Regions from separate parts of the Mus musculus genome. Here region 1 is linked to region 2. The links are chromatin loops, found by intact Hi-C in ENCODE. Cell type or tissue: heart. All regions are shown on one strand. Links, peaks and the distances in the headings refer to the core of each region. The heading gives the core; the rest is flanking DNA.

What was found. Peaks named below come from ENCODE experiments on the same cell type or tissue, not always from the same donor. Only the 100,000 strongest peaks of a DNase experiment are listed, where the experiment ranks them.
Region 1: a loop joins it to region 2, with 4 times the contacts of the local background. A loop is called at or near these places in 1 of 42 quality-filtered maps.

Annotation. Positions count from the first base shown.
Region 1 is chr16:37,804,739-37,814,516 of GRCm38, forward strand. The region is part of intron 2 of Fstl1 (follistatin-like 1); the gene reads left to right. Among named protein-coding and RNA genes, the nearest start is that of Fstl1, 33 kb to the left of the region's middle. In heart, for the core only: no CTCF peak of the experiment used is centred there; DNase peaks (open chromatin) are centred at 4,683 and 5,053; H3K27ac peaks cover 1,166 bases.
Region 2 is chr16:37,750,104-37,759,881 of GRCm38, forward strand. No RefSeq gene overlaps it. Among named protein-coding and RNA genes, the nearest start is that of Fstl1, 22 kb to the right of the region's middle. In heart, for the core only: no CTCF peak of the experiment used is centred there; a DNase peak (open chromatin) is centred at 4,618; H3K27ac peaks cover 3,150 bases.

The DNA of each region.
Region 1 (9,778 bases), core at 2,225-6,224, 54 kb after region 2:
AGGAGAATTGCAAGTCAGACAAGGAAAGAGGAATTCTCACTAATCAAAAAGAAAAGCTCACTGAGGGTGAAGCCTGAGCTAAATGTTGAAGGACAAGAAGGACTTGGACAAGCAGACAGTAAAGCAGACCTCCCACATGGTGAGGGTGTTTTTTAAAGCTGGTCTCATGGGCCATTCTCTGCCCATCTGAAGGTTAAAGAAGCATCCAGCAGTATCTTATAGCACTGACACTTACAAAGGGCAACACTCTCATTTCAGCATGAAATACCTCAGGAGCTTAGTACTTTAGTCTACCTTATACCTTTAATCTGCCCTGGCCATTCACTCTACTCACAGGTCCCTCACCCTACTCTCTACAGTCAAGAAGGAAGTCTTGAAGGAAGAGCATCCTGGGCAGTGAGGCCAAGGATGGCAAGGCCTCATTAAACAGTGATGTCACATAAGAGAGAGGAAAAGATCATATATGCTGTGCACTTGTTAATGTGTCTAAGTACGTGCTGATAGATAAAAGTCAGGCAGCCAACCCATGAAAGGTCCAATGGAAACCAATCTGCAGGACAATGGCTTCTCTTCAGAATAGGCAACTGTGGTGGTTTGAATAAGAATAGCTCCCATAAATTCATAAGTTTGAATGTTTAGTCATGAAGGAGTGACACTATTTGAAAGGATTAGAAGGATTAAAAGGTGTGGCCTTGTCAGAAGGAGTGTGTCACTGAGGGTGGGCTTTGAAGTTTCAAAAGCCTATGCTAAACCCAGAGTCACTCTACCTGCTTGCAAACCATGTGTGCCTGCCACCATGTCCCTGCCATGATGATTGTGGACTAAACCTCTGAAAGTGTGAGTGAACCCCCAATTATATGTTTTCTTTCATAAGAGTTGCATTGGTCATGGTGTCTCAGTGACATAGTGACTAAAACAGGGAGCCATGTGCAAATTGGGATAATGGAATTAAGCTGCAGGTAGGTGTGAGGAGTAGAATAAGCTACTCCCTAAACAAGGAAGCCACTGTGGTTCTTTTGCCACAGCCAATTCCTTCCCTGGGAAGCATGTATTGCCAGCAACACCCAGATAGTGCTTGACTTGACTAACGGGGAGCAAGATGGCTCTTGGTTTTATCCATCTCTTAACTTCCTCCCACCAAATCAGAGCAATGAACTCTGCATTCCACTGAGATTTCTGAAGAATGAATGCTAATTGGTTCCTGGCTGGGAAAGCCTGGGGAGATGGAGAGTCAGCTTGCTTGGGATGGAGGACAGAGAGCAAGCAGGGATGTTCCTGCAGATGTGGCTGTCCCTGCAGGGGATGCTTCTAAAACTGGCTGTCTGGGACCACTCAGCCAGCTGCCCTGGAGTGTTCACCAGTCAGAATTGAGAGAATTGGGAATTTAGGTGTGGGGGAAGTTACAAAAAAAGAAGAAGAAAGCAAATGAGACCCTCAGTCAACCATTTTTCTTGAACTACATGTGGAAATAATTGGAGCATGAATGCAGAGTGAATGTGAGTCCTGGCAGCACAGGACATACCTCAGTGACAGGTTCCTGGCAGAAAAGGAGACTGAATCTCCAGTGAATTTCCGTTAGCCATTTTTTCCCTTTCTTCCCCCCTCCCCTTTTTTCATACAAGGCAAATGTAGGCAGAATTAAAACTACATTAGCAGCATACGAGTGGGGTAGAAAGTTCCAGCAGGCTCCTCACCAGTGAAGTCAGCCCACTTGGGTATCCATTGTTGTTTCCTCTAGATCTGTAGTTCTCAACCTACCTAAGGCCATGGCCCTTTAATACAGTTCCCCCTGTTGTGCTGACCCCCAATCATAAAATAATTTTATTGCTACTTTATAACTGTAATTTTTCTATTGTTATGAATTATAATGTAAATATATGGTATGCAGGATGGTCTTTTGTGACCTCTGTGAAAGGGCCCTTCAACCCCAAAGGGGTAGCAGCCCACGGGTTGAGAAGTGCTACTCCAGAGTGACCCCGGAGAAAATGGGAAAGCATTGCTTGCTTATGAAGTCCTTAGTCTATGGGAATCTACTCCAATGCTTCCAACAATATCCTTGAAATTCCATCCAGATGGCAAGTGCACCGGATGGGCATGGTGGGCCTGCCTGTCATCCCAGTACCCTGGGGGATGAGACAAGAGAAGTCCTGATAGTTCAATATCAGCCCTGAGCTACACACACTGTATTTGAGGCAAATCGAGGCTACATAGTGAGACCCTCATCTCAAAAAGTCTATAAAGACTCATTCTCTACATTTCTTCCTAGGGAGATAAACACTTGGTATTCAGGATCGCATAAAGTAATAAATCCTTTAGCTATTTAATGGAATTCAAACAGTCCAAGGGAACTGAGCATCGTGTACAGCCGCCGTATATTGGAAGTTGGTAAACGAAGGCTCGGAGAGATGAAGCTTTTTCCCCCGAGTCACACTGTATAGGCGGCAGGCACATATCTAGGGTCCCTCCCCTAGGTCCAGCCTGCCTCTTGGTGCCTGATTCAGCACTGAAATGCTCTCGCCGCCTCACCCCAGCGTCTACCCAGTCACCGTTCACTCATCTTCCATTCTTCAGAGCCTCCTTCCCAGGATCCTGAATCTTCCTCTGCTACTCTCTTGGCAGCTTTACCTTTAGAGCCCTCGCACGCTGAGCAAGCTGCTGACTACAGAGAAAGGAGAGAGCCTGTAACCCTACCTGCATTGTGCTTGCCAAGCCCTGTACACCAGTCTGCTACTGCATCTGCCTGGAGAGAAGGTGTCCTTTCTGCTCGCAGAGACCCCTGGTGGGCTGGTGGGCACACGCTGTGCTTGTTCTTGGGTTCTGTTTCCGATTTTCCCGCCCCTCCACAGCTGCCCTCAGCCTTCCCCCCCCCCCACCCTTTCTCCTGAGTCCAAAGGCTCTTCTTCCCCCACCTCTCACTCCTACAAGATGACATCCAGATGTGCATCTCCTTCCCTATTTCCAGCTGCCAGTGGGGATGTTCTACTGCCTGCTTAGACTAGTGTCCATACCTGACTCTGCCTACCTTGTGTCCCCCTACCCTCTTGCCAAGGCTGGGTCTCTGACAGAGACCTTCCTCCACCTGATGGTCCCTCAAGACTAAAGGCCTCCATGGCTCCTTCCTTCCCCAACACCCAGTATATTGGCAGACCTCCATATTCTTTAGAAAGTTTTAAATGTCCTTTAATTATGTCTCTACCCTCCTCCCATGAGTGGTCTCAGCATGTTCCCAGTCCTTTCTTTGTTTCTCCGTGTATCTACAGGGCTTATGGGTAGACCCTGCCATACTGCAGGGGGTACAACAAGCCCCCCTTTGGCAGGATTACAGGTGTCAACATGCCTGTCTCAGCACCCAGCTATGTTAGAAACCTCTTAAAGATGGAGGCCATGCCCTCAGTTCCTTTTAAACTTATGCTATATTCCTCGTGCCGTGTAGGTCACAGATTGTTATCTTCATTGGTTTTTTGTTTGTTCATTTGCTTGCTTGCTTGTTTTGAGGCAGTGTCATTTTACTTCCTAGGCGAGTATGGAGCCCCTAGACTCAGGTGATCTTCCTTATTCAGAGCTGGAGGTACAGGTGTGCTCACCACCATAGACAGCTAGATCCTCATGATATAGCCCTGGCTGGCAGAACTCTCTGTGCAGCCCTGGCTGGCCTAGAACTCACATTGATCTGCCTGCCTCTTCCTCCCAAGTGCTGGGATTGCAGGCATGTGCTGTCATCATTCTTTAGTCAATATGGCATTTATCAGATCTAAGCTTAAATACATTGAAGTCACTTCCTTTCCTTATTTGAAGAAGCCTGGAGAACTATTTATATGCCCTACATTGGCTACTAAAGTGTACAAACCTTAGGCTGAAAGAATGGAGAATGAATCTCTTGTACGGATCTACTAGGCTAATTTCGAATAGATAAATGTTCTGGGCTAGGAAGTTTCATCAGGTAGTCTAAGCTTTGACTGGTATACAAAAAAAATATGTATTTGAGACAAAAATCAAAAAACAAAAGTACACAGAAAATTCTTGTTTGTTTTTTTTAATTCATATACAACCAAATGGACTAACATTTCTGTTCCCTCTAAGTAATAGATACTATTGTGTGCCTGCCCTGAGAAGATTTAAGGTTCCCTCTTTTTTTTTTTTTTTCAAATTAAAACCATCCATTACAGTTTAGTTCACAAAATACCATACATAGTCTGCAGAAACTTCTCATCTTGTATAACTGAAACTTTGAATTCCCAAATGGCATTTAATGTGAAAACTGTTCTCTAAGAGTGGGTCTGTGGGAAGCCAAAGTATGCAAGCCACTTGCTTGAGATAAGCCATATGTGTGCAGGCTATTCTGCAGGGCTCTAACGGACAGGCTGACAAAAGGCCCAAAGCCATTGTTAGAAAGCTCTGTTTAAGACGGAAACAATGAAGCAAATGGCAAGTGGGAGCGACCTGGATGGTAATTAAGCATCTGTTTCCTTGCTTTTGCTTGCCATTCCCAGCCAGAACCCTGGGCTCCAGTTTGCATTCACTTTTGCAAGTTCTTATAGAGCCCCGCCCCAAACATTCAAGCTTTAGGCCTCCCGAAATCCACACGTGGCCCTGGTCTCTTAAACTTGAGGTAAGGCCTTGGCTGGGAACACACACAGGCAAAGGACTCTTAAGTGTGGGGTTGGCACAAATGCTTCGTGTACTGCCAGGCAAATCAGGCCAACTGCTGTAGAGCGGCTCTCCCCCTTCTTTTTCCCGTCCATTGATGGCTTGCACATTCCATTTCAAAGCTGAAGTGCAGAGACTGCATGGGGTCATGTGACAGATGCTCCAGCTAGATTTTAGCAGCTGGAAGAGGTTTCGTTTTCTCCTCTAAACTCTCCAGCTTTTTTATGAACTTGTACTCCGGGAGAGCATCTGAGAGGTCCTGATAGTCTCGTGAAGTTTCTGTGGCTAATTCTGACGAAGCAAGGAGACCCTTTCTCGTGTCAACAAAGTTGCTCTACTACAGAGCTGTGGCAAATGGGGCTGCATATCCACCTTGGCATAAGCAGGACAGAGTGAGAGGAGGAATGGAGTGGGATGGGGGCAAGAACAGAGACCATGCTGCTGACCCAGTTCCAACTGGCAAAACAGTGAGGCTGCACTAAGCCAACATGAACAGCTTTGCTTAAGAACGTCCGTCCTTGCCAGAACCCATGTTTTGCAGAAACAGTTTTACCTCAACAGGCTTTTTAGAAACCTTTCAATGTATATTTTGGGCTGTTCAACCCAGAGACTCGGGCACAGGATCGCCTCTACTGGTTTTTTGGGTTTTTTTCCAAATAACTTTCTTTTTTATTTGCATGCAAAATAATAATAATAATAATAATAATAATAATAATAATAATAATAATAATAATAATTACCTGTCTGTAAAACCTTGGGCTGAAGATGATCTGTTCCTTGGTTTGTAGAGAGATAGAATGGTTTATTGGAACTAGACTGAATTTGACAGCTGGAGGCTAGGGCCAGGGTACAATGAATGTCATCTTGGGGCAATCATTATGTTAGGATCTCAGATCTGGAAGGGCTTAATGTCAAGCTCCTTTGAGAGAGAGAGAGAGAGAGAGAGAGAGAGAGAGAGAGAGAGAGAGAGAGAGAGAACAAGAAAAATAGCCCACCAAGATTGCCAAGCAGTGCTTAAAAGCATTTGGTGTCCTTCCAGAGGACCAGAGTTCGGTTCCCAGAACCCACATGTGCTGGCTCATGACCACCTGTAACTCAAGCTCCAGGAGACCCAGTACCCTCTTCTGGCATCCTTGGGCACCCACAGGTTATCCTCATACAGATGCACACACCACACACACATACACACACACACACATCAATTTTTAAAATAAGTTTAATTGATTTAAAAATTGCTATGCAATCACACAGCATCGTTAACATGCAAGAGCTGAAAGTTGTCAACTGGTAAAAGGCATTCATTGGCCCAGAAGAATTTGTAGTGTGAAATTAGCCATGAGACTAACTCTTCAAAGTCTAGCTTGTCATATGCATTCAGAAGACAACATGGAGACAAGTCAAAGGTGGAAGATCCTAGCTACAAGTTCCTAATGCTTTTCTATTGGAGGCTATGTTAGTTTATGTCGACTTGACACAAGCTGGAGAGGAGGGAACCTCATTTGAGAAAATGTCTCCAGAAGATCAGGCTGTCAGCAAATTTGCTTAATTAGTGGTTGATGGGGGAGGCCCCAGCCCACTGTGGGTGGTGCCATCCCTGGGCTGGTGGTTCTGGGTTCTGTAAGAAAGCAGGCTGAGCAAGCCATGAGGAACAGGCCAATAAGCAGCACTCCTCCATGACCTCTGCCTCAGCTCCTGCCTTCAGGTTCCTGCCCTGCTTGAGTTCCTGGCCTGACCTTTGATGATGAACAGAGATGTAGAAGTGGAAGTCAAATGAACCCTTTCCTCTCCAAGTTGCATTTGGTCATGGTGTTACATCACAGCAATAGTAACCCTAACTAAAACAGCAGCAGAAAGCTTGTTGAGTTTCTATTTATTTATTTATTTATTTATTACTTGTTTATTTATTTATTTATTTATTTATTTATTTTAATTGTTGATGCTTGGGGGATTTTTGCTTTGTTTTGTAGTTTTGGGTTTGTTTGTTGTTGTTGTTGTTTTAGACAGTAATCTTGTTATGTAGCCCACAACAGCCTAACTCAATATCTTCATGCCTCAGTCTCTCACGGGCCACCATACAAGTGTTTTGTTGGCTTTTAAAGCTACATCTAGGTATTCATGCTTCAAGAACATAGCCGCAGCCGGGCATGGTGGCACATGCCTTTTAATCCCAGCACTCGGGAGGCAGAGGCAGGCGGATTTCTGAGTTCAAGGCCAGCCTGGTCTACAAAGTGAGTTCCAGGACAGCCAGGGCTATACAGAGAAACCCTGTCTCAAAAAACCAAAACCAAACCAAACCAAAACAAAACAAAAAGAACATAGCCCCTATTAATACTTCATCCATCGTGAGTACATTCAGGTCTATGTGTCTGTTCACACATTTGTAAGAATGGACATGCCTGAGACCTTGTATGGAGACTGTGCACAGGCCAATGTGGTTATCTTTCCCAAAAGTCATTATGACTGATGACAGTGTAAACAGTGTAAATAGTGAAAGAGCTGCACGCCATCCCTGTGCCAGGCCGTGCAGCTGGCCCCTCTGCCTGCAGCACCCTCTCTTGGCTTTACTTGAGAAGGGACTGTGGAGACTCAGGGACTAGGTCAACTTGTGTCCCTTTCGTGACTTGCCTGTCGCTGGTGCTTCCACGGAGCTTTTCTGAGTCCCAAATACTCCTCATTTGTTACATGCAACTGAAAATGCCAACACCTGAACAGGAATGGTGAGCACAGATGTCTGCAGAGGCGCGCACTGTTGTGGGTGCTGAGTTAGCATCAGTATGTCAGCCCGTGGCCTAAGGCCTTTGCAACCCCTGACTAGGTTACTACCTTAGACTTTCTGGCCAGAACCAGCCACTCCACAGAAGCCCACTTATGACTCTAAGGAACTTTCCAACAGCCTTAAGGAATGGCTCCAATACTTTGGCTTCTCAAAGATGTTGGGGTTTAATGGACAGCTTTGAATGGCACAAAGAAATGCTTCCCTAGAGGAAGTGCCCTTCATTTTTGACCTTGACGTCTGTAATCAAGCATACTCACTGTGAGGAGGTGACGGAATGGCTTTGAGCACCACAGAATAGACAGCCTTCCCACACTGGCAGATCCTTCTGCCTGTGTCCCTGGCGGGTCTACCCTCCTCTCCCTCACGCCTGTATTTCTCACTGAAAGGACAGAGCGGGGCTGCAGCAGCCAGGAAGGCTCTTCTGCAATGCGGCTCAGGGCTGTGTGAGACAAAGAGAGAGATTGCCACCTATTGACAGATATATCACCTGCAAAGAGACCGCTTATATAACCAGAGCCTCCTCCATCTCTGCTGTATGAAAGGCCCTCCAGGGGTTGCTGGGCCCTTTGCATTTTGCATCCTGTCAGTTCGGCACTGGCGTACCTTTCCACTGTCAATGAGACAGGGAAGAATGGGGACATGACAGTCCAAGGTGACAGTGACATCATTTCGCAGGGGAAACTGAAAATAAATCACCCCCTGTAGTGACAGTCGCTTCCTGTTACACAGCACATGGCGCGGCTCAGTTAATTCTCAAGACAATTCTAACCTTCAATGTTTTATGTCTGCACCCAAGGAAGGGGGTTGCAAGAGAATACTCGTGGCAGATAAAGAAGGGGGCTGGGTATGAGTGCTGCATATGGGATCTAAACGCCTTACACTTGCTATTGTAACATCCATATTCCCATTATAGTTTCCCTAACCTTAATGCATACGGATGTAAGAATCAACCAAACATAAAGGAATCATTTGCCTTTGGTTGGAGGAACATCCAACTCTATCGCTTTTTGTTACTGGGCCTCTCAAGTCAGCTTTCCTACCTGTAAAAGAGGGATAATATGACTCTGGAATTAGGAACATATAGAGCGCTTAAGTAGCACCAACCATAGTAGGTCACTTTGAGGGAAGCCAGGTGTTTACAAATGGATTCTTAGTTACCCGTGGGCTGAATAGAGGTTTCTCTCTCTCTCTCTCTCTCTCTCTCTCTCTCTTTTTAGTTTGGGGAACTTAGGCAAATTATTTGACCTTTTGGGGCCTCAAATTGCTCGTTTGTAAAATGGAGCTAATAATCATATGCATGCTCTTCTCAGGTTAGCCATGCAGTAAGGTGAAATGCTGTGTGTGAAAACATTCACGTTTTTAATTGCACTCTTCAAGTACTAGTTGTTAGGGTGAAAGAAAAAGGTGTTCTCCTCCAAACATAACGTCAGTGAGCTACCTGTGCAAATGACTTGGGTTGAATTCAGATTCCACATAATAGTGTTTATTAGGAATATTTACCACAGTAGGAGAGAAGAGGGGGTAGCTCATTGGGTAAAAACACTTGTAGCCAGGCCAGAGGGCCAGAGGTCAATCTCTGGAACTCACCCGATGGAAAGAGAACCCCCCCCACACACACACACACACCCAAAAAGCCATCCTCTGACCTCCACAAACTTGCCCTGACTGGTGTGCCCCTCCCACACACCAATAACTAAACAATAAACATGCACATGAGACAAGATGAGGCTCTGAACTCGGCAGGATCTTCTGCAAGCAGCCCTGTAAGGTGTCCCCTTGATCATGCTCGCCCCCTCCCCCACCCACCATTTTCTCCTGCCCCACAGACGAGGAGATGTGTAGTTTAAAGGATCAGAGGGACTAGTTAAGTACACACTGGGAACATTTGAGTTTTTCCTTGAATGCAGACATATGCCAAAGCTCACTGATTTGTGCATTTGTGTATCTTCAGCTCCTGTGATAGGCCCAGGGGTTAAAGTGTTCAGCTCAGGGAAGTTGAAGAGGCCACTGGAATTGTCTTTTATAACAATCAGCACTGTCTTTTTCTATTCCCTTCTGGCTCTGCTTTTTGCTCGGAGACACAGCTCCCACAAGAGGGAGAGCCCTGTCTGTCTGAAGAGTTTGCTCAATTTTATTCCCCCTCTCTGTTTAGGAAACAAAGATCTAAATCCATCCTCCACCCTTCTGGGAATTACTTCCTCTTTTCTTCACTGTCTGCCAGCTTTTTTGAATTCTCCTTAGCAACATTTTAAAAAAAAAAATTAGTTTAGCAACAGCATTTAAGCCAATGAGATCTGAGCATGCAAATGAGTTCTAGACCAATGAGAGCTCTGCATGGCAGGCAAGGGGGCTTAT
Region 2 (9,778 bases), core at 3,042-7,041:
AGGTGTAATATATAAGAGAATAAATTAATTTAAAAAGTTCACCAGAGGACACAGTTTTGCCTTATTACAAATGCATCCAAGACAAGAGCAGACCAGATTCATATTTCTGGTCTTATACCTGGACATGAGAATTACTTGATTGAATAGGCTCTGTCTAAGTTTTGGGGTCCATTAGGGAAAGAGAAGCATTTCATTGTTTAGAGATGGGTGTGCCTGCAGCTCTATGCAAGTTGAGTCCTCTGTTGTTAGCCAGTTGCTAAGTGCATTTTTCAGAGTGGATTATGTGTGTACAGTATACACAGTTAAGAGGCTTAGACTGCCCATTATAATTAGGAAATAGTTGCATATATACCCTAAACCAAGTAGATTCTGAGCTTGCTAAACTATTCCTATGCTTTTGCCTCAACTGGGCTAGAATCAATGTCTAAGCTGAACTGGTTTTCCCCTGAAGTCTCCAAGGACAGTCTGCCCTCTGAGCTTTCTGGCTTTCTTAGGCTGCCTGTATTCGTTGACTCATAGTCTCTTCTGCCATCTTCAAAGGGCTTTGCATTATTTTCCAGCTTCTTATTTCTTTTCCACTTCTACTTTCATCCCTCTCCTAAATCTGTCACCAACGAATCCCTGTTGTAAACACTCAGGATTACATCGGGTCAACTGAGATAATAGAGACAGGCTTCCCCATGCCACAGTCCTTGTCTCAAAGCTTGTTTTTCTTCATTAAGAAACATTCAACTGTGACTTTTTACTAAAACTGATATAAACCCATCGGATGGCCCAGTTATTCCATTATTCACCGAAGGACAATTAAAATGTATATCCATCCATACAATGACTCATACATGAAAGCTCTTTGCAGATTTTTAAAAGTTTATTTAAAACATTACAGCTTTGCTGAAATAAACCTTCACATAATGATGCCCAGAAAGAAATGTTCAGAGGGGCTACAATGTAAATAACCATAGTGGCCTTCAGAGGCCCATGTGTAAAGGGCTTGGTCCCTTGGGTACCACCATTGGGAGGTACTGTGCTCCTTCAGGAGGTAGGGTCCTTGGTGAGGAGCTCCTGTCAGTTTTTCTGCTTGCCAACTGTGAGGCGAGCTGTTTGCTCAATCATGTGTTCTGCTATGATGTTCAGTCATCTTCAGAGGCCCAAAGAATAGGGCCACCTTAGTCTGAATCAGAACCTCCCAAGCTGTGAATCAAAAAAAAAAATCTTCTCTCTTTTTAAGTTAGTTGCCTCAGGTATCACATTACAGTACAGAGAAAGAGACTGATACAATAGGTCTTGACAATTCAAATACAGGCATCTCGAGAGATGTAATTATCTACCAACTATTTAAGGCAACGGTTAGCTTTGTAATTTGTCAGGCTTCTAATATCTGGAGGTAATGAGCTCCTTAGAAGATGAGAACATTGCAACACTGGACTTTCTGGACTTCTACTTCTAATAAATTAGTATCTTAGTAAGGTCTTTATGACCAAAAGGAAATTGGATACTCCATATCATACTTTACCATCAAAGGCAGCCAGAGCAGGAACTCAAGCAGAGAAGGAACCTGGAAGCAGGAGGTGATGCAGAGACCATGGAGGGAGCAGGGCTGCTTACTGGCTTGCTCCTCATGACTTGCTCAGACTGCTTTCCTGTAGAACACAGGACCACCAGCCCAGGAGTAGCCCCACCCACAATGGTCTGGGCCCTCCCCCATCACCAATTAAGAAAACACCCTACAGGCTTGCCTCTAGCCAGATATTACGGGGACATTTTCTCAATTGAGGTTCCCTCCTCTCAGGTGACTTTAGGTTGCATCAAGTTAACATAAAAACTAGCCAGTATAATTAGAATGTTGGACTAGACTGCTATAGTAAGTGATGATGGTAATGACAGTGACTTTGTCCCATCACCTCTATTCTGACCACTCAGGATATCTGACCATATCTGGAGACGTATTTACCTGCCCCAAATGGGCATGGTGGGTGCGTGCAACTGGTAAAGGTCAGAGATGCTATTAAATATTTCACAACTCGAACACAGCCCCTACATCGAGCAATTAACCGTCCCAAAGTTAATTTAAGAAACACCAAATCAGACCACTCCTAGTCAGTGTGGCCCTTTGAACAGCATCTTTGACATGACAGTCCAGCATCCCAGGCTTCAGCTGAACCAGGAATCTAATACCTCCTGATTCCTCAAATACACACTGAAGTCTGGAATGGGCCAGAGCAACACCTTCCAGTCCAGGCTGCACTCTAGAATCACTCGGGTGCTTTAAAAAGAGATGGTGATGTCTAAGTTTTACCTCGGACCTATTAAATCAGCAGGTCTGCCTGCTGGGAGCCAGGCACAGCTCTCTATTAAAGCCCTCAGGATGGTTCTAAGTGAAGCTCTGCTGGAGAATATCAATCCTGAGGTCTCAAAAATCTGATACCACTCAATGTGGCAGAATCTCAAGCTGTGGGAGACCCTGGGAACTAGAACCCATACTTAACACGACCCTCAGGTGAGTCCTAGGCAGGTTAAGTTGGAGAACTAGACAGTAGCCTGTGCCTGTAATTCCAGCAGTGAGGAAGCAGGAGGTCTCAACATTCTGTCTAAAAAAACAAAAACAAAAACCAAAAACCAAGAAACAAAACAAGAACCGCTGCTTTTAAAAGTTCCCTTCCTACTTTAAAAACAAACAAACAAACCTATTTCTTTTCTAAATATAAAATGCAGGTTTATGGAGGACATTCACGCGACCCCTACATGATGGAAGGTGTTCAAAATCTCCTTTAAGCAATGCTTTTCTGTTTCCAAACGCTGAATTTTCCAGTGACTATACTTAGTGGTGCTGCTCACAGGCAAACCCTTATATTCTAAGCAACTCCCAGCTTGTCAGAGGCCAGGAACAAGTCTTTCTTAACAAAGAAGTATGTGGAAAAGCACTCTGTCCATCAAGAAGCAGGGGTGTGGCCAACAGCAGGAAACTTGGCTGAGACTTGCTTGGGAAAGTGGGGTCTGTAGCAGAGACACACCCAGACTGTGACAAAAGGACAGAAAAAAAAATGAGTTAGGGTTAGCAAAAGCAGGCTGGGGCGGGGTGGGGGTGGGGGTGGAAATCCAGAAGAGCAAACATTTGCAGAGAACTGGGAATGGAAGTATGGATTCCCAGTGATCAGTGCAGCCCTTATTCAGGTCCCAGAGTGAGTTATGAGCAAACAGACTCTACCTTCTCATCTAAAATAAAGTAAGAAAAATAGAATGAGCTATGGAAGAGAAAGGAGAGATGGAGAAATAGATTTCTTTATAGTGTCTGGTTTTTAAAATAGGAATTACTCTGTTCATTTCATAGAAGCTTTAAAACAAAACAAAACAAAACAAAACTTGAAGCGATTTGGTGACTTGCTGAAGGACCTAAGAGCAGGCTGACTGTGATTTAAGTACAGTGTTCTTTCTCACTGCTGTTCACCAGGCTGACTGGCACATAGTATGTCCTCACTATCAGTTCCCAGCCCCCACTATTTATGTTGTGTGCAGCTTTGCTACCTGGCCTAAGCTCCGGGAATGGGCCCTGCTACCAGGCAACACCCAGATTCTCTTGAATCCACAGATGAAAAACATGGATACACACAGTTGATCAATTTGAACTTGCCTTTTTGGCACAATTGCTGGGCACTACTTATCTCCTGCCTGGAGAAGTGTGCCCTTATCAATACTCTTAGCTCTGCACCTCGCCACCTGCCCTCAACTTTAGTTGTTCAGTTAAATCTACTCCCAGCTAAACATCCCCAACCACCTGCCTGTAGGAGCTGCTTGTGGCCACTCACATAACTTGTCACCTTTTCTCCCTCAGAAGCATAGCTCCCTCCCCTCCTCTCCTCCTCCCTTCCCCTCTTCCCCTCCCCTCCTCCCCTTGTGTTTGTCAGCTTGCCTGGAAGTCCCACCCATTTTTTCTGCCCAGCAATTGGCCCATGGCTTCTTTACTGATAGATCAAGAACCAATTGGGAAACAGGACCTTAGCATCAGAACCACCCCTACATGTTTATATGTTCAAGACCCAAGTCACTCTAGCTCAGCATGCTTCCTTATTTTATGGAGGTGATGAATTTGAACTGAAATAGAGTGCTAATCCAATATGGTCAGTGTCCTTCCAAAAGTGGGAAATTTGGAGAGACCCAGTTATAAAGACTGTGTCTATATAAACCCAGGAAGGAAACGGTCAGCAAAAATCAAAGATGCCAGCCCATGCCATACTCCTCCCTGACAGTCTCAGAGAAGCCAGCCCTGCGGGGCACCTTCATTTCTGTGGCCTCCAGAGCTGAGGCAGGAAGGCCTGCAGTTTAAGACCCAGTTTGTGACATTTGATTGTGGCAGCCCTGGGAAAATTAAGAGACACTATGATCAGGGTTTAACTTTTAAAAAGAGAAAACCAGAAGGCATAACAGTGACTTTTCAGGAAGACATTAACTTAGCAAACTGGATAAGCAGGTCTTGGTTACCAGGAGAAAGTTGGCTCATACTGAAATTCTCAGGAAGCAGCTGTACTCTCCAGAGATAAAGAACAAAAGAGAGAGGCCAGGGTTATCTGGATCCAGGGGTGTCAGGAAGGGAAGCCCCGCTGAATGGAGCCCAGCCTGGGGACTGTCTGTCTCCAGGGGGACACTGGGAGCTTCAGCTCAGAAGTGTGGAAAATCACAGAAACCAGAAACACGGGTCATCTCCCGAAGCTTTCGTTGGTTGCCCTGACAGGAACAGAGTATGAAGGACTTCCTACAGCCTTCCAGTCTCCCCTTCACATCAGCAGTCAGCATCACAGTGAGCCAGCTGGGTACACACAGATGAGACCAGTACTGACGGTTCCCTCTTTATACGGGCTTCAGTAGGTATATGTTTAAGGGGACCCCATTTAGCATCCTTTGCTGGGCCTCATTGCCAGTAGCCCTGCTAACTAGTAAGTGAAGAAAACACCTTTGTTGGGAAACTCCTTCATTAATACCCCTTTGGTGTGCCTTGATTTCATTTCAACGAAAATATTTTGGAGAAAACTGAACAAGTTCAGAGGCATTCGTGTCTGCCATCTTTATAACAAGCTTGAACAAAGTATTCCAGGGGACCATGGTTGTGTTCCTGTCCATGACCTTGAGCTAGGCATGGTTCAAAATGTGTCTGAGTTTGTACAGACACCCAGTGAAGTCCCCAAGCTTTCTTTGTTCAGGGAGAATGTTGCTTTGAAAAGCATTCCCATTATTGCTTATCTGATATAGATATATATCAGATAAATATATGTATGTGTGTGTGTGTATGTATATATATGTATGTGTGTGTATATATATAAAATATGAAAATATAAAATATATATGAAATCTCTTTTTACTCTTTTTTCTTTCCTCTTTTTCAGGGTCTCATTATGTATTCCTGGCTGACCTGGAATTAACAAAGATCCATCCACCTCTGCCTACAGAGTGCTGGGATTAAGGACATACACCACTGTGTCCGGCTCTACGCTGTTCTTTTAGTGAACTCCCTTGGTGATCATCTTATGATTTAACCAAGTTCATTTGCATCATAGGATTCTGTTTGTTTGTTTGTTTTTTATTTTATATGTATGAGTGTTTTACCTGCATGTGTATCTGTGCACCGTGTGCATGCCTGGTGCCTGCATAGGCCAGAACAGAGTGTTAGATCCGCTGGAACTGTAGTTTCAAATGGTTATGTGCCACCGTGAAGGTGCTGAGAACCAAACCCAGATCTGCATCGAGAACAAGCACTGTAAACTGCTGAATCATCCTCGAAACCTATTTTTTTAATTTAATTTTTGAGATTATAATTACAACATCTCTCCCATCCTTTTCCTCCCACCAAGCCTTCCCATATACCCCTCCCCACTCTCCAAATTCATGGCTTCTTTTTCGCTAATTGTTATTGCATGTATGTATGTATGTATGTATGTATGTATGTATGTATGTGTATATACACATATATTCCTAAATATAACCTGTTGAGTCTGTGTAATGTTACTTGTGTGTATATTTTCAGAGCTGAGCATTTGCCACTGGACAACAGCTGCTGTACTCTTCCCCGGGGAAGATCTCCTCTCTCAGTCCTAGCTTTCCTCAGTTCTTTGTGTTGGGTTGAGGACTCGTGGGCTTGTCCCTGTCCACTTTGACACGTCCATTGCTGTCCTCCTTGCTCAGCTCATGTTTGGGCAGTCATGTTAATGAGCCTTTATGAGGTGTTGCTTCTAATATCACTAGGAGATCCATCTCACAGCAAACTCTCTGGTCATCTGGTTCTTATGATCTGTCTGCCTACATTTAAAACAAAACAAAACAAAACAAAACCTTAAATACTTCTTCTTTATGTTACTCAAAAACAAAACAAAACCTTTAGTAACATAAATTGTCCCTATATACCCATTTTCTTTCAACCTCAGCCAGGCCCTCAGCCCTGACCTGCCATGACTTCACCGGTCCCCCTTAATGACCCTACTCACTGTCTGATCCATGTAGCCTCCTCCATCGTCTTCTCTAGCCTGTCCCTCCATCTTACCATGTGTAATCTCTTCATCCTCCTCTCTAGCCTGCCCCTCCATCCCAACATTCCTTCCCATAAAAATAGTTTACCAGACAGGAACAGCTTAACTTGACCCCTCCCCCCTCCTCTAAACTGACCTAAATATCCTAACTCTTGTCCCCCTTGCCTGCCCCAAGTAAGAGTTCCCAATCCCCCTGGCCCTAGGTGACCTGCTGCCTATGTGGGCCCCAAGAGCTGGTCCCTCCTATCTCTTCGATGACACTTATCTCATCTGCGATTTAATCTCACCCTCTTCAGGACCTTCTTTCTTTCTCTAAAAATCCATCCCTGACATAGCTTGCCCAGACCTGGCTCTTCTTCATCCATTTTGCTGTGTGTACCTCACTGTCTCACTCCTCAGTCTTTCTGCCACCCAGCTGTCCATCACTATCATTCGGACGCCTTCCCTAGGACAGCAGTGGCCAGATGACCAAATTCATTGTGTATTATTTCTTTTAATCTGGAGCATCTGGTGATTCCTTGATTTAAAAATCACACACACACACACACACACACACACACACACACACACACACACGCATGTGCATGCACACATACAGATTCACAGACACACACACATACATATACACATATGCGCACACATACACACGTGTCATTGGCATTTTAGAAAACAGTAAAATACACTTGTTTGTTTTTTAAAGGTCCCTGTAGAGAGCATGTGTGAGACAGCTAGGGTTCCCTGAATGGACTAAAATAGAAGCTGGGAACAGTTTGGAGGACAAAGAATGTTGACACTGTAATCTCAGCCACTGACAGTCTTTGGAGAACACTTCTAGTTAACAACCATTGTGAATACTGAATGTTTGCCCCTGTCACCACCAAGATACTGGAGTCTCATTACATGAGGCTAAAAAACTATTTTTAAAACAGCTTCCTTACCTTGAACACAGAAAAGAAGCTGACACTTCAGCTTTTTGAAGGACATAAGGTCAAGATATTACTCCACAGAAATAATAAGAGAATTGTGTTTATACCTGCTATTATGTGCCAGGCCCAGAGCAGGGACTTTATACATGTAACCTGAGATGATGTATATTCATGTCTTGTACAGCTAACTAATCTGTGTCACATAACTGAGCAAACTGGGGTTCAGAGATAGCAAGGCCCTTACAACCACAACATATCTTCTGCATGGCAGACCTAAATTTGAATACAAAGCCTGTGTTCTTCCTGTTGTATCAAACCACATCTCCAAGTGAAAAGCCTTAGCTACTATCCCGTGTCTTCCCAGAAACTATGGCAAATACACTGGACAGCCCTGAAACTGCAAACCTTCTAGAGCTTTCCATCCTACAGTATAAATAACAGTGAAGTCCATTCCTAGTGTGTGGGTTTAAAAATAACCTTTGCAAGAGTTTGGTAGGCCTAAACTATAACAAAATGCAGCAGGCTTGGCAGCTTTAACAACAAAAATTTCCTGGAAGTCCAAAATAAAGGGGTCAGCAGCAGACTGAGCTCCCTCTGAGGCCACAATCCTCCCACTGTGTCCTTGCCTGGCCCTTTCTCTACAGGCATACATTTTGGTGTCTCTACATGTCCAAATGTCCCCTTAGAACCAGGGACACGTTAAATTGAGTTAGAACCCCGACAATTTCATTTTAGCTTGGCTGCTTCTCTAAGACAAATGTAGTCACATTCTGAGGTACATGAGGGTCAGAGCTTCAGTGTGAATGTCAAAAGGACACACTTCAAACCATTATGATTTCCACAAGAAAATAAAGATATGGACATCATTCCTGACTTATTCAGTGTTTCTATTGCTATGATAAAACACCGTGACCAGTGTAACTTGGAGAGAAAATGATCTATTTCTTTATGCAGTTCCATGCCACATCCATCACTGACAGAAGTCAGGGCAGGAATCTGGAGGCGGGAACTACGGCACAGGCCATAGAGGAATGCTAATTACTGGCTTCCTCCCCAAAGTTTGCTCAGCCTGTTTTCTTATATACCCCAAGACCACTTGTCCAGGAGTGACACCACCCACAACAGACTGGGTCCACCACATCAATTACTAATTAAGCATATGTACCACAGTCTTGTCCACAGGCCATTCTGGCCAGGATATTTTCTCAGTTGGGGTTCCCTCTTCCCAAATGACTCTAATCTTATTTCAAGTTGACATAAAACTGGACAGCACAGGTGCCAAATCTTGAATTTTAGTTATCAAAATCCAATGCCCCTAAGGCATAAAATCCTATTATTATGATATATTATGGCATTATAACTTTCATATGTCTTAATCTAATTGGGTCCTCCTAAAATCTCACTGATCCCTAAGACACTGTGATTTAGATTTAGAAACAAGAACAAGTAAGAAGTTCACATACACTAAAGTTCCCGGTCAGCATTGCTGCCATAAATGTTCATACCTGGCCTTTGGTATTCTTCCAGTCCTTCACTGCTACTGTGTTATCTGTAGCTTTTCTGTTTACAACCTACAGTTAGATCCCTGCTGTCATTCTCCTACTCTGTGCTAGCCCAGAGCCTGACAACTGGGGTGTCTGGATATGTAAATAAAAGCAAATCGACTTGAATTGAAGGATTGAAGTTCTCATCTATGAGTGAACTCTTCTGCATGTAGCTTCACTAAAACTCATCCTAGTGTCTTAGGGACATTGCTTGACCCTCCAAGACCCAGCTCTGTTCAGACGGTTGAGGCTTCCCCATCCAACTCCAGTGGTAGGTAGGTGAGATGTTACAGGCTAGTAAGACTCAGCAAGGATACATATCCCACCTATCCATAGAGGAGAACCTTGGCTTTGACATGGAAATTCTAGGATCTTTTGAAATTTTCCAGATTGGTCCTTCAGATGGTGGGAACCAAAATAGATGGGAAAATACAGAATGTCTAATATCTATCTGTTGCATGTAATTAAAAAACAAAGCAAAACAAAAACAAAAACATGCTTCTGCCTTTCTGGTAGTCTGCACTCATTCACGGCTTAGCTTTGGGATCACACCACAGCCAGTTGGCCATTTTTTCCTGGGAGCAGCTATTGCTGCCCCAGTCCCTCACAGCTAGCTTCGCAAAGCCACCAATAACAGCCCCAGCTGCCCTCTTTCTCCTCCTGTGCACCTTAGTGCTGCGGATGGAAAACACTAGACAGTTTTATTATTTTAAAACATGCCAGGTAATTCAATGGCTGGGCAAAGAGTTTCCTGCTATAATCTTATCAACTAGTTCCCTCCATCCCCACTCAAGGC